2 separate regions of the Homo sapiens genome follow, and region 2 is linked to region 1. A link is an interaction called in ENCODE POLR2A ChIA-PET data of the cell type or tissue named here. Cell type or tissue: GM12878. All regions are shown on one strand. Links, peaks and the distances in the headings refer to the core of each region. The heading gives the core; the rest is flanking DNA.

The links. Peaks named below come from ENCODE experiments on the same cell type or tissue, not always from the same donor. Only the 100,000 strongest peaks of a DNase experiment are listed, where the experiment ranks them.
Region 2: POLR2A ChIA-PET joins it to region 1 with 5 read pairs; 2 of 35 experiments call an interaction of 5 or more read pairs at or near these places.

Annotation. Positions count from the first base shown.
Region 1 is chr6:42,907,780-42,914,594 of GRCh38, forward strand. No RefSeq gene overlaps it. Among named protein-coding and RNA genes, the nearest start is that of PTCRA, 4.9 kb to the right of the region's middle. In GM12878, for the core only: no CTCF peak of the experiment used is centred there; no DNase peak of the experiment used is centred there.
Region 2 is chr6:42,607,518-42,614,332 of GRCh38, forward strand. It overlaps UBR2 (ubiquitin protein ligase E3 component n-recognin 2), which reads left to right. Exons shown (of 47, transcript NM_001363705.2): 8 at 4,654-4,774. Among named protein-coding and RNA genes, the nearest start is that of UBR2, 47 kb to the left of the region's middle. In GM12878, for the core only: no CTCF peak of the experiment used is centred there; a DNase peak (open chromatin) is centred at 3,161.

The DNA of each region.
Region 1 (6,815 bases), core at 930-4,929:
GCATGAAATGCCAGAACTTCCCTGGCATTCTGTAGAAGAAGGAATCAGAAGTCCCCGGGAGACGGGAATGCTGGACTGGATCTATGATGCGCACCTTCTTAGCCACTGCTGCCACATATTTTAGGAGGGTCTGGAAAACACTCCCTTTATGAAAGCATTAAGAAATGCGTTCGTGAGGGCCACCAGCATCCTTGACTTGCTCTGATGACTGTCCTGTCTTGACTAGAGAGCTAGTGGGGTGTGCTGGATGGATCAGTGGAACTGGATTCCCTGATCTCAATGAGAATAATAGCATCTTGGTGGTACAAAGGCCAAATGGTGATGCTTACTTAACAAAGGCAAGGTGGATATAATAGCCCACAACAAGGCAAAGGGACTAAATCATCACCAGGTGGACAAGATGACAGTCCTGTGGACGATGGTCAGCTGCTTTCCCAGCTGCCCCCAGGGCTTGTGCAAAGATATAAAGTGGCCATGGTGACAGGGATGGAAGCTATGTCTGGGCTCAGTAACAGAGTCTTCTCCTCTCTGAGGCTGATCTGGCTGTGGCCAGTGCTGAGCGTCGACCTCCTCACAGCCTAGTGCTGAGTCCCTGATTGGGCATCATTCTCACCTCATTGTAGATTGGTTTGACTGGGTCCTCCCATCACGAAGGGGCTGTATTTTATCTTCATGAGGATAGGCACATATTTCATGTATGAATTTGCTGTCTCTACCTACAGTGCTTCCATCAGCACCACCACTCATGGACTTACTGAATGCCATATCCATCAGCATGGCATTCAACATAATATAGCCTCCAACCAGGGCAATACATGTTACAGCCAAGGAAATGTACAAATGAGCTCACACTCAATGAATTCACTGGCCTTACCATGTACCCCATGGACCAGAAGCAGCTGGCTGGATAGAATGGTAGATTGGCCTCTATTAGAGCACAGCTGGGACACTACCTCTGGCAGGGTAGGGTGCTACCCTACAGGATGCAGGGTGTTTTGTTTTTTGTTTTTGAGATGGAGTCTTGCTCTGTCGCCCAGGCTGGAGTGCAGTGGCGCTATCTCAGCTCAATGTGACCTCCGCCTCCCGGATTCAAGCGATTCTCCTGCCTCAGCCTCCCGAGTAGCTGGGACTACAGGCACCCCGCCACCACGCCCAGCTAATTATTTATATATTTTTTTTGTATTTTTAGTAGAGACAGGGTTTCACCATATTGGCCAGGCTGGTCTCGAACTCCTGACTTTGTGATCTGCCCACCTCGGCCTCCCAAAGTGCTGGGATTACAGGTGTGAGCCACCATGACCGGCCGATGCAGTATATTTTTTAAATCAAAACCACAGTCATATATACCACCAAGAGGGAGGGGTGGCAGAGGCCTCCTCACTATTACATCTAACGTCTATAACCACTAGAAGAATTTTTTTGTAGAGAGAGGTCTTGCTATGTTGCCCAAGCTGGTCTGGAAGTCTTGAGTTCAACCAATCCTTCACCTCCCACCTTTTTTTTTTTTTTTTTGAGACGGAGTCTCTCTCTGTCGCCCAGGCTGGAGTGCAGTGGCGCGATCTCGGCTCACTGCAAGCTTCGCCTCCCGGGTTCACGCCATTCTCCTGCCTCAGCCTCCTGAGTAGCTGGGACTACAGGCGCCCGCCACCGTGCCCAGCTAATTTTTTTTGGATTTTTAGTAGAGACAGGGTTTCACCATGGTCCCGATCTCCTGACCTTGTGATCCGCCCGCCTCGGCCTCCCAAAGTGCTGGGATTACAGGTGTGAGCCACCGCACCCGCCTCACCTCCCACCTTAACCTCCCAAAGTCCAAAGTGCTGGGATTACAGGCATTAGCCACTGCGTCAAGCCTCAAGTATAAATTTTTTGGGGGGGGACAGAGTCTCGTTCTGTCGCCCAGGCTGGAGTGCAGTGGTGTGAGCTCGGCTTACTGCAACCTCCGCCTCGTGGGGTCAAGCGATTCTCCTGCCTCAGCCTCCTGAGTAGCTGGGTAGGTGTGTGCCACCACGCCCGGCTAATTTTTTATATTTTTAGTAGAAATGGCGTTTCACCGTTTTAGCCAGGATGGTCTCGATCTCCTGACCTTGTGATCAGCCCACCTCCCAAAGTGCTAGGATTACAGACGTAAGCCACCGCGCCCGGCCCCCAAGTATAAACTTCTAAAGCACTTGTTCTGATTCCCACCCACTCTACAAGAAAGAGCCCCTCCCCCAGGACCCCGCCCTCTAACTCTGCACTTATGCTTGGGTGTGTGGGCGTGTGTGTGTGTGTGTGTGTGTGCGTGCGTGTAGTGTGTTGCTTAGGCACAGTATCTGTTAACACTCCAGGTCCCCTACCTGTCTCTTCCCTCTTGACTGCTGAGAGCATCTCTTTTTGTCTGATTATCCCCAGCCCCAATTCCTGGCATAAAGCAGAGACCAATAGGTCGGGCCTGGTGCCTAACACCTGTAATCCCAGCACTTTGGGAGGTCGAGGTGGGCGGATCACGTGGTCAGGAGTTCGAGACCAGCCTGACCAACATGGTGAAACCCTGTCTCTACTAAAAATACAAAAATTAGCCGGGTGTGGTGGTGGGCGCCTGTAATCCCAGCTACTCAGGAGCCTGAGGCAGGAGAATCGCTTGAACCCGGGAGGTGGAGGTTGCAGTGAGCCGAGATTGTGCCACTGCACTCCAGCCTGGGTGACAGACCGAGACTCTGTCTCAAAAAAAAAAAAAAAAAAAAAAAAAAGGCAGAGACCAATAAATGGTTCTGAATGAAAGAATGAATGAACATTTTAGGCTTGTATACTATTTCATCGTGCATATCCACCATATTTTATTTAGCTATTTCCTTATCATTGAACATTTAGGTGATTTTTTTTGTTATAAATAACACTGTAGCTTTTCATTTGATAAATTAAATAGGTGTGCCCCTGTCAGCATTCCTGAAGGGGACTTTTTTTTTTTTTTTTTTTTTTTTTGAGACAGAGTTTCGCTCTTGTTGCCCAGGCTGGAGTGCAATGCGTGATCTCGGCTCACTGCAACCTCCACCTCCTGGGTTCAAGCGATTCTCCTGCCTCAGCCTCCCAAGTAGCTGGGACTACTGGCGCGTGCCACCACACTCGGCTAATTTTGTATTTTTAGTAGAGACGGGGTTTCTCCATGTTGGCCAGGCTGGTCTCGAACTCCTAACCTCAGGTGATCCGCCCGCCTTGGCCTCCCAAAGTGCTGGGATTACAGGCGTAAGCCACCACGCCCGGCCTACTTTTTCTTAATTTTATTTTTCACATCCTACGTGGCTCGTCTCAGCTTTCCATGGGCCCTCGGTTTTCCACCGGTACATAAGAAAAAATGGAGGGGAGGTATCAATTAGCGTGAGCACCTGCCATGCCCCAGGCACGCAGATGGGCGCCCCTATTTCATTTCTCTGCCCCGGCAGCCTTGTGAATGAGCTTTGGAAGAGACAGCCCTGTAAACACATCCCTCTGCTGAACTGCCGCCTCCAGCTGGCTCCACCACTGGCCTGCTAGGGTATCTTCGCCGTTTCAACTTAGTTTTTCTGGGCCCGTTTCCTTAGCCGGTAACACCTGGTGGGATGGTTGTGAGGATTAAATTAGATATCTGGGAACGAGTCCTGGCCAGCGAATGATAGGTTCGCCCAAGTCCAGTTAAAAGGCCGTCCGCCCAGGGCAAGGCGTCTTCAGGGCCAGCAAGACTATGGGGTCCGAGGGAGACTCGGGGATCTCAGCAAGAGGAGACCAATGTGAGGAGCAGGCAAGGAACGCTTCCAGGCTGCGGTGGCCAGGGACGCCTGAGCCCCGCGGGAGCCGGAGCGGACAGGCGGAAGGGTCAGCTACTGCAGATAGAGGCGGCTGGCTCGGGGGCGGGGGTGGAGGGGGTCTTCCTCCTTCCGGTTCTTGGGAAGATCCTGCAATCTGAAAGAGGCAGGAGAGCTCTTTCCCCATCTGTAATGTGGTAACCGAGCCCGAGCCAGCTCCTCCCTGGGCTGGAGGGTGGGAGAGTCGTTAGGGACACCTGCCCCGCTCCCTCCCCCTCCCGGGGGGGAACCCACCGCGACGGCGCGCACCTGGGCGCGGGCTGTGCCTGGGAACGCGCGGGGACCGCGGCCTCCAGGCAGCCCTGGGAAAGCAAGGGCCGGGAGCGCAGCCCTGGAGGCAGAGTGTTCCCTCAGGACCGTCAGGAGAGCGCCATCCACAGGATTATTAAAATAGCCATCCAGACGGAAATCGAGTGAGGCTGGCACCAGACTAAAGAAGTTTCAAGGCCAGGCGCGGTGCCTCACGCCTGTAATCCCAGCACTTTGGGAGGCCGAGGCGGGCGGATCACCTGAGGTCGGGGGTTCAAGACCAGCCTGACCAACATGGAGAAACCCCATCTCTACTAAAAATACGAAATTAGCTGGGCATGGTGGCGGTGACTGTAATCCCAGCTACTTGGGAGGCTGAGGCAGGAGAATCTCTTGAACCCGGGAGGCGGAGGTTGTGGTGAGCCAAGATCGTGCCATTGCACTCTAGCCTGGGCAACAAGAGCGAAACTCCGTCTCAAAAAAAAAAAAAAAAAAAAAAGAAAGAAAGAAGGAAAGTCTCAAAGAGATATCTGTGTTCATAATGGATATCATTATGAACTCCTGGCCTCAAGCAGTCCTCCCTCCTCGGCCTCCCAAAGTGCTGGGATTACAGGCATCATCAAGTAAACTCTTTAAATGATATTTGGTGCTTCAGCCTCTTCCTTTGAGGTCAATACCACTTTAGCTATCATTAAGTCATGTTCGTGATAGCTAAAATGTGGAAGCAGCCCAGTGTCCACCCACAGATTAATGGATAAGCAGAATGTGCTCTATACATACAATGAGATATTATTCAGCTTTAAAAAGGAAGAAAATTCTGACACGTGGTTCAACATGGATGAAACTTGACATGTGCTAAATGAAATGAACCGGTCACAAAAAACAAATACTGTATGATTCTACTTGAATGAGGTAGTCAAATTCATTTATAGAAAGTAGAATGTTGGTGGCCAGGCACGGTGGCTCACGCCTGTAATCCCAGCACTTTGGGAGACCGAGGTGGGCAGATCACTTGAGGTCAGAGTTTGAGACCAGCCTGGCCAACATGGTGAAACCCTGTCTCTACTAAAAATACAAAAATTAGCCGGGCATGGTGGCAGTTGCCTATAATCCCTGCTACTTGGGAGGCTGAGGCACAAGAATCACTTGAACCTGGGAGGTGGAGGTTGCAGTGAGCCGAGATCACACCACTGCACTCCAGCCTGGGCGACAGAGTGAGACTCCATCTCAAAAAAAAAAAAAAAAAGAAAGAAAGAAAGAGTAGAATGGGAATGGTGGTTGCCACGGTACAGAGTTTCATTTTTGCAAGATAAATTCTAGAGATGGATGATGGTGATGGTTGCACAGCAGTATGAATGGCCACTGAAATGTATGCTTACAAATGGTTAGGATGGCCAGGTATGGAAGCATGCCCCTGTAGTCCCAGCTACTCTGTAGTCTGAGGCCATGAGTTTGACAATCACATCTGTGAATAGACACTGCACTCCAGTCCAGGTAAAATAACAGGATCTTGTCTCTTTTTTTTTTTTCTTTTTGAGCCAGAGTCTCGCTCTTTCACCCCGGCTGGAGTGCAATGGCACCATCTCGGCTCACTGCAACCTCTGCCTCACGGGTTCAAGTGATTCTCCTGCCTCAGCCTCCTGAGTAGCTGGGATTACAGGCACGCACCACCATGCCTGGCTAATTTTTGTATTTTTTAGTACAGACGGGGTTTCACCATGTTAGTCAGGCTGATCTTGAACCCCTGACCTCGTGATCCACCCCCCGCCCCTCGGCCTCCCAAAGTGCTGGGATTACAGGCGTGAACCACCGCGCCCAGCTAGAAAAAAATAATTTTTTAATAGTTGAACAACAAACCACAAAAAAATTACAGAGGCCTTTAGACAATAATTTTAAGGAAATAAATGTAAATTTGGGGGACTGGGTGTGGTGGCTCAAGTCTGATCCCAGCACATTGGGAGGTCAAGGCAGGCAGATCATTTGAGCTCAGGAGTTCTAGACCAACCTGGGCAACATGGTAAAATCCCATCTCTACAAAAATACAAAAAATTAGCCAGGTGGTGGCGCACGCCTGTGGTCTTAGCTACTGGAGAGGTTAATTTGGGGGTGAGGCAGGAGGATCGCTTGAGCCAGGGAGGTGGAGGTTGCAGTGAGCCTTGACTGTACCACTGCACTCCAGTCTGGGTGACAGAGCAAGACCCTGTCTCAAAAACAAAAAAAGTAGCCGGGCGCGGTGGCTCACCCTTGTAATCCCAGCACTTTAGGAGGCCAAGGTGGGCGGATTGAGAGGTCAAGAGATCGAGACCATCCTGGCCAACATGGTGAAACCCCATCTCTACTAAAAATACAAAAATCAGCTGGGCATGGTAGCGCACGCCTGTAGTCCCAGCTACTCTGGAGGCTGAGGCAGGAGAATCGCTTGAACCCGGGAGGCAGAAGTCTCAGTGAGCCGAGATCACACCACTGCACTACAGCTTGGTGACGGAGAGAGATTCCATCTCCAAAAAAAAAAAAAAAAGCAAATTTGGAAAAGCTTTTATGAACAAAGATGGCCATTGTCCCAAACTGGAAACCCAAATGTCTAACAATAAAGGAATGGCTGCTGTAACAGAATGTCTGATTAAAAACAAAAGGACGCCAGGCACAGTGGCTCATGCCTGTAATGCCAGAACTTTGAAGGGTGGATCACTTGAGCTCAAGAGTTCGAGACCAGACTGGCAATATGATGAAACCCAGTCTCTGCAAAAA
Region 2 (6,815 bases), core at 1,379-5,378, 300 kb before region 1:
TTGTTGTTGTTGTTTGAGACAGAGTCTTACTCTGTCACCCAGGCTGGGGTTTAGTGGCATGATCTCCACTCACTGCAACCTCTGCCTCCTGGGTTCAAGCAGTTCTTGTGCCTCAGCCTCTTGAGTAGCTGGGAGGACAGGCATGTCCCACCACTCCCAGCTGGGAGGACAGGCATGTCCCACCACTCCCAGCTGTTTTTTTTTTTTTTTTTTTTTTAGTAGAGAAGGGGTTTCCCCCATTATCCTTTCTCCTTCCCTAGCAATAATTACTTTGCTTAATTTACTTTTTTCATTCTTGTGCGTTCCTTTATATTTCATATATTAAATATCCATCAACATTATATAGGGGTCTTTAAACATTATGTAACAAGATACATATTGAATGTATTACACTGCAGCTTGCCTTTTCATTTCAGTGTTGTTTTTAGGTTTATCTGTGTTGATAAGTGTTGCTGTAGTTCATTCATGTTTTAAACATTGTATAGTATTTCATGATGATTAAACCACAATTTATTTATTCTCCTGTTGATAGACAATTAGGATGTTTTCAGTTTTTTGCTGTGACAAATACTCCCGTTATGGGCATTATTTTGTCTCCTTTTTACATAGATACAAAAGTTTCCCTACGGTATATACCAAGAAATGGAATTTCTGAGTTTTTAGGGTATGGACATTCTCAGCTTTACTAGATTTTGCCTAGTTCATCTCCAAAACTGTGGTACTAATATACTTTCCCACCAGCAGTATATAAGAGGGCCTGTTTCTCCACATCTTTGTTAAAACTATATATTGTCAAATTTTTAAATTTTGCCAATCTGGGCCAGACACTGGGGCTCACATCTGTAATCCTGTAATCCTAGCATTTTGGAAAGCAGAGGCAAGAGGATCGCTTGAGGCCAAGAGTTTGGGACCAGCCTGGGCAACAGAGCAAGACCCCGACTCTACAAAAAAAAATTTAAAAAATTAGCCAGGAATGATGGTGCACACATGTAGTCCTAGCTACTCAGGAGGCTGAGGTAGAAGGATTGCCTGAGCCCAGGAGTCCAAGGGTATAGTGAGCTTTGATTACACGAGTACACTCTAGCCTGGGTGACAGAACAAGATCTTGTGTTAAGAAGAAAAAACAAAAAACAAAAAAAACTTGCCAATCTGATGTGTGTGAAATGGTAGTTCATCAGTTAAATTTGCATTTTCCTTGATTTTTAAGTATCTTATTTTATATTTGTTCTATTGGTCATTTAAGTTTTCTTTTTGGCAAATTTCCTATGCATATTCTTATTTTTTCTGTTGGATTGTCTTTTTCTTATTCATTTAAGTTTGTTGTGGTGCCTTTCATTGAGCAAAAACTTTAAATTTTAATGTAGCAAAAGATATATTTTTCTTTATAATTTGTATGTTTTATGACTTGTTTAAGAAATTCTTCCTTAATGTCTCAACATATTCAATTTAATAATGTATCAGAAACTGTACTTACAGATTATCAAGTAGGGAACAAACAATAAAATAGAAAATGGACAAAGGATATGAAAAGACAGATCATAACAGAAAATCTAGCTGGTCAATATACATGAAGTTAGAGTGATAAAATATCTTGAAGAGATGCAAAGACTGGGAATACATGCTTAACAATAAATTGCTACAGCATTTAGGGAAAACAGTCTAGTAACGTGTTAAAGCTTTACCTCACCTAGGAATTTATCTCATAGAAATACAAGTACCAGTAAGTGTGTATACAGTGTGTTCAGTACAGTACTGCTTTTTTTGTAGTCACAGAGGACTGGAGACAGAGACGATGAATGCCCTTCTCTGAAGGATGTTTTAATAAGTCCACACCACAGAATATTATGCAGTCATTAACAGAAAAAAAATCAATGAAAGCTAAGATGCACAAAAGCATGTGTAGTATTTGATTTTCATAAGTCAAACTAACAGATCTTTAGAAATGTGTGTGTAAATATGTGTAAATGGAGACCATATACAAAAACTTACTATGTTAATATATGTTATAGAGAAAGGATGGAGCAGAGAGTAAAAGGAGGATCCAAAAAAAAATAAAAAGGAGTAAATACATTCTTAAAAAGTGTTGGCCAAGCACATCGGCTCACTCCTGTAATCCCAGCATTTTGGGAGGCCAAGGCAGGCAGATTGCTTAAACCCAAGAGTTTGAGACCAGCCTAAGCAACATGGCAAAATCCCATTCCTACAAAAAAAAAAAATAATAACAAAAATTAGCCAGGCGTGGTGGCACACACCTGCAGTCCCAACTATTTGGGAAGCTAAGGTAAGAGGATTGCTTGAGCCCGGGAGGTTGAGGCTGCAGTGAGCTGTTATCAACACCATTGCATTCCAGCCTGGGCAACAGAGTGAAACCCTGTTACAAAAAAAAAAAAAGAAAAAAAAAGATGTTGATAGATTTGAATAGACATTTCTCTGGAGCAGATACACAAGCAGTTAAGATACCACCTCACACCTATTAGGATGGCTTCTGTCAAAAAAATAAATAAATATATAAATAAAAATGGATAGGCATGCACCTATAGTCTCAGCTACTCTGGAGGCTGAGGCAGGAGGATTGCTTGAGCCCAGGAGTTCAAGGCTGTAGTATGTGATCATGGTACCTGTGAATAGCCTCTGGGCAACATAGCAAGACTCCGTCTCTAAGGGAAAAAAAGTGTTGGCAAGGATATGGAGAAATTAAAACCTTTGTGCACTACTGGTAGGAAGGTAAAATGGTATAGCCACTGTGGGAAACAGTCCAGCAATTCCTCAAAACATTAAAAATAGAATTACCATGTGATCCAGCAATTTTGCTTCTAGGTATATATGCAAAATAATTGAAAACAGGTTTCAAAGAGATATTTTACACCCCCGTTCAAGCATCATAATTCACAATAGCCAAAAGGTAGCAGCAACCCAAGTGTCTGCTAATGAAGGAATGGAGAAACAAAATGTGGTATATACATGCAATGGTACATTACTCAGTCTTAAAAAGGAAGGAAGTTCTGATACATGCTACAACATGAATGGATCTTGAGAACATTATGCTAAGTGAAATAAGCCGGTAACAAAAAGATAAATAGCATATGATTCTACTTATATGACCTACCTAGCATTGTCATATCCATAGAAACAGAAAGAGACAGATGGTGGTTGCTAGGTGCTAGGGGAAGAAAGTAGCAGGGACTTGCTCTTTATTAGGTATTATGGCGAGTTTCACTTTTGCAAGATACAGAATTCTGGGGACTAGTTTCACAACAGTATGAATGTACTTAACAATACTGAACTGTACACGTAAAAATGGCTAAGATGAAAGTTTTATATGTATTTTACCTTTTTTTTTTTTTTGAGACGGAGTTTTGCTCTTGTTGCTCAGGTTGGAGTGCAATGGCGCGATCTCAGCTCACCGCAACCTTCACCTCCCAGGTTGAAGCGATTCTCCTGCCTCAGCCTCCTAAGTAGCTGGGATTACAGGCATGCTCCACCACGCTCGGCTAATTTTTGTATTTTTAGTAGAGACGGGGTTTCACCATGTTGGTGAGGCTGGTCTCGAACTCCTGACCTCAGGTGATCCGCCTGCCTCAGCCTTCCAAAGTGCTGGGATTACAGGTGTGAGCTACCGTGCCCAGCCATGATTTAAAAAAAAAAAAAAAAGTTGATAACATGGGCTGGGCGCGGTGGCTCACGCCTGTAATCCCAGCACTTTGGGAGGCCGAGGTGGGGGGATCACGAGATCAAGAGATCGAGACCATCCTGGCCAACATGGTGAAACCCTGTTTCTACTAAAAATACAAAAATTAGCCAAACGTGGTGGCGCATGCCTGTAGTCCCAGCTACTCGGGAAGCTGAGGCAGGAGAATTGCTTGAAACTGGGAGGCAGAGGTTACAGTGAGCAGAGATTGTGCTACTGCACTCCAGCCTGGTGACAGAGCTAGACTCCATCTCAAAAAAAAAAAAAAAGTTGATAACATCACATCTATGCAATAAATTATTTAAATAAGTACATAATTATATTGAGAAATTAAAGACATAAAGCAAGCTAAAACATTTAAATCATTTATTATTGGTACAGCAGATTTTCAAATATAGGACTAAAGATTCAGATTACTGGTCAGGCGCAGTGGCTCACACCTGTAATCCCAGTGCTTTGGGAGACTGAGGCAGGTGGATCACTTGAGGTCAGGAGTTCAAGACCAGCCTGGCTAACATAGTGAAACCCTGTCTCTACTAAAAATACAACAGTTAGCCAGGCGTCGTGGCGCATGTCTGTAGTCCCAGCTCCTTGGGAGGCTGAGGGCAGAAGAATCACTTGGACCCAAGAGGTGGAGGTTGCGGTGAGCCGAGATTGCTCCACTGCACTCCAGCCTGGGTGACAGAGCGAGACTCCACCTCAAAAAAAGAAAAAAAAAAAAAAAAGATTCAGATTACTCATAAACTAGCTGAACCTTCGTATTTTTTTGTATGAATCCTAAGATTTCCTCTAGAAAATTAGGATCTGAATCAAGTAAGGCAAGGAGAATGGTGTTTTTCTTACATCCATGAAAAAGTCTCCTATGATGATGATAGTGTGGTTATATTAAGTAAAAATAATAACTTTGTTCTGCCAATAGAATAGCTTTTTAAGTTAATTTTTAAATCTTGCCATTTCTTTTTAAGAGAAATACCAGTAGACAGACAAAGCCACTCAAAGTTCAAGTTATGCATTCGTCTATTGTCGCACATCAGAATTTTGGTTTGAAACTTTTGTCTTGGCTGGGAAGTATTATTGGATATTCAGGTAGGTTCATAAAAGTTCATGCCAATTGTCTATTAAAAATGAGCTCAATATGCTGTTGCAAAACTGTTTTGGGAAAACTATCAACTGGAATAATTTCCTGCTTTAATTTTACATTTTAAAATACCATTTCAAAATATCTTTATGCATAGAAGAAAACCTATGTTTAACAAATTTGGTCATACTGGATATTTTTTATATGCACACAAAGGATTCTCTATTCAAATAAATTCAGGAAACATTGGTTTAAACAATTGTAAAGGACATTAATATGCTAATGCAATGCAATGTACATTTCACAAACAATTTTTTTTTAAACTTTTTTTAGTGGAGCATTTTGCAGAACTCTTCTACTGAGTAAGCTGGAAAAATGCTGCTGTAAATAAAAACCTAAGTGATTAGCTGTTTAAACGATAAAACACTAATGTTGATTTATGTGATTTGACTCCAACAACTTTGGTTACCAATAATTTGCAACACTGAAAATTTGTAAATTGGAAGTTACCAATTTGCGTTTTTAAAAAATTTTTGGCCAGGTGCCATGGCTCATGCCTGTAATCCTAGCACTTTGGGAGGCCAAGGTGGGTGGATAACCTGAGGTCAGGAGTTCAAGACCAGCCTGACCAACATGGCAAAACCTCATCTCTACTAAAAATACAAAAATTAGCCAGGCGTGGTGGCATGTTCCTGTAATCCCAGCTACTCAGGAGGCTGAGGCAGGAGAATCACTTGAACCCAGGAAGCAGAGGTTGCAGTGAGCCAACATCACGCCACTTTGCTCCAGCCTGGGCAAAAGAGTGAAACTCTGTTTCAAAAAAAAAAAAATTCCAGAGTCTAGAAATTCGGTCATTTTTCTCTTTATGTAATGGTAAGAATTAAGAATCCTCACATCTGCAACCAAAAATACAAGCCTGGTGTGTAACACTAAAGGGTAAAACAGGGATAGATATAAGCTGTTATGCTATTCTTCAGGCAACACTGTGGATAAGTGACATTCAGATGTTTACTGTAAAGAAAAATTTGAATACATTTGTATTGAAGGGCTTTTAGAAAAGAGCATTACTACACAGAACTGAGAGTTGAAAATATGAAGGTGTGGAAGATTAAGAGAACGCGTTTACTTTAAAAGATAATTTAAAAGTTATCTTTCCAGGCTGACACGGTGGCCCACTCCTCTAGTCATAACACTCTGGGAGGCTGTGGTGGGACGATCCCTCGAGCCCAGGAGTTCATAGACCAGCCTGGGTAATATAGGGAGACCCCATCTCTATCTAAAATTTTTTTTAAAAGAAAATAAATATCTTTACAGTTATTTTTCTTAGTCCTATGTTCTTTATTTTGGTGTTTTCCATTGGATACCTGCATGCCAAGTGTTGTGCTACAGTATTACTGAAGAGTATAATGGAAGTAATGTCCTGCTGAAAATTTTCTTTGAGATATTAATCATTAATAATTTATATATTGCTATTTAATACTTACATAGGTCTTTAGCCTTTTAAAGGATTTCTGTTTGACAGCTTTTATAATTGAAAGTTATTCCATTTTTTTTTTAATTTTGCATGCTTGAAAAAGATGAAAACAGTGATTTAAATTATGAAGTATGGGGCCAGGTGCAGTGGCTCATGCTGGTAATCCCAGCACTTTGAGAGGCTAAGGCAAGTGGGTCACTTGAGCCCAAGAGTTCAAGACCAGCCTGGCCAACATGGTGTGAAACCCCGTCTGTACTAAAAATACAAAAATTAGCCAGGCGTGGTGGTGCATGCCTGTAATCCCAGGTACTTGGGAGGCTGAGGCACAGGAATTGCGTGAACCCAGGAGGCAGAGGTTGCAGTGAGCCAAGATCACATCACCGCACTGCAGCCTGGGTGACAGAGTAAGACTCTGTCTCCAAAAAAAAAAAAAAAAAAAAAAAAAAAACTATATATATATACACACACACACACACACACACACACACGCGCGCACATATATATACACACACACGTACATATATATGTATGCATGTACATATATGTGCGTATATGGGTATGTATATATGTGTATA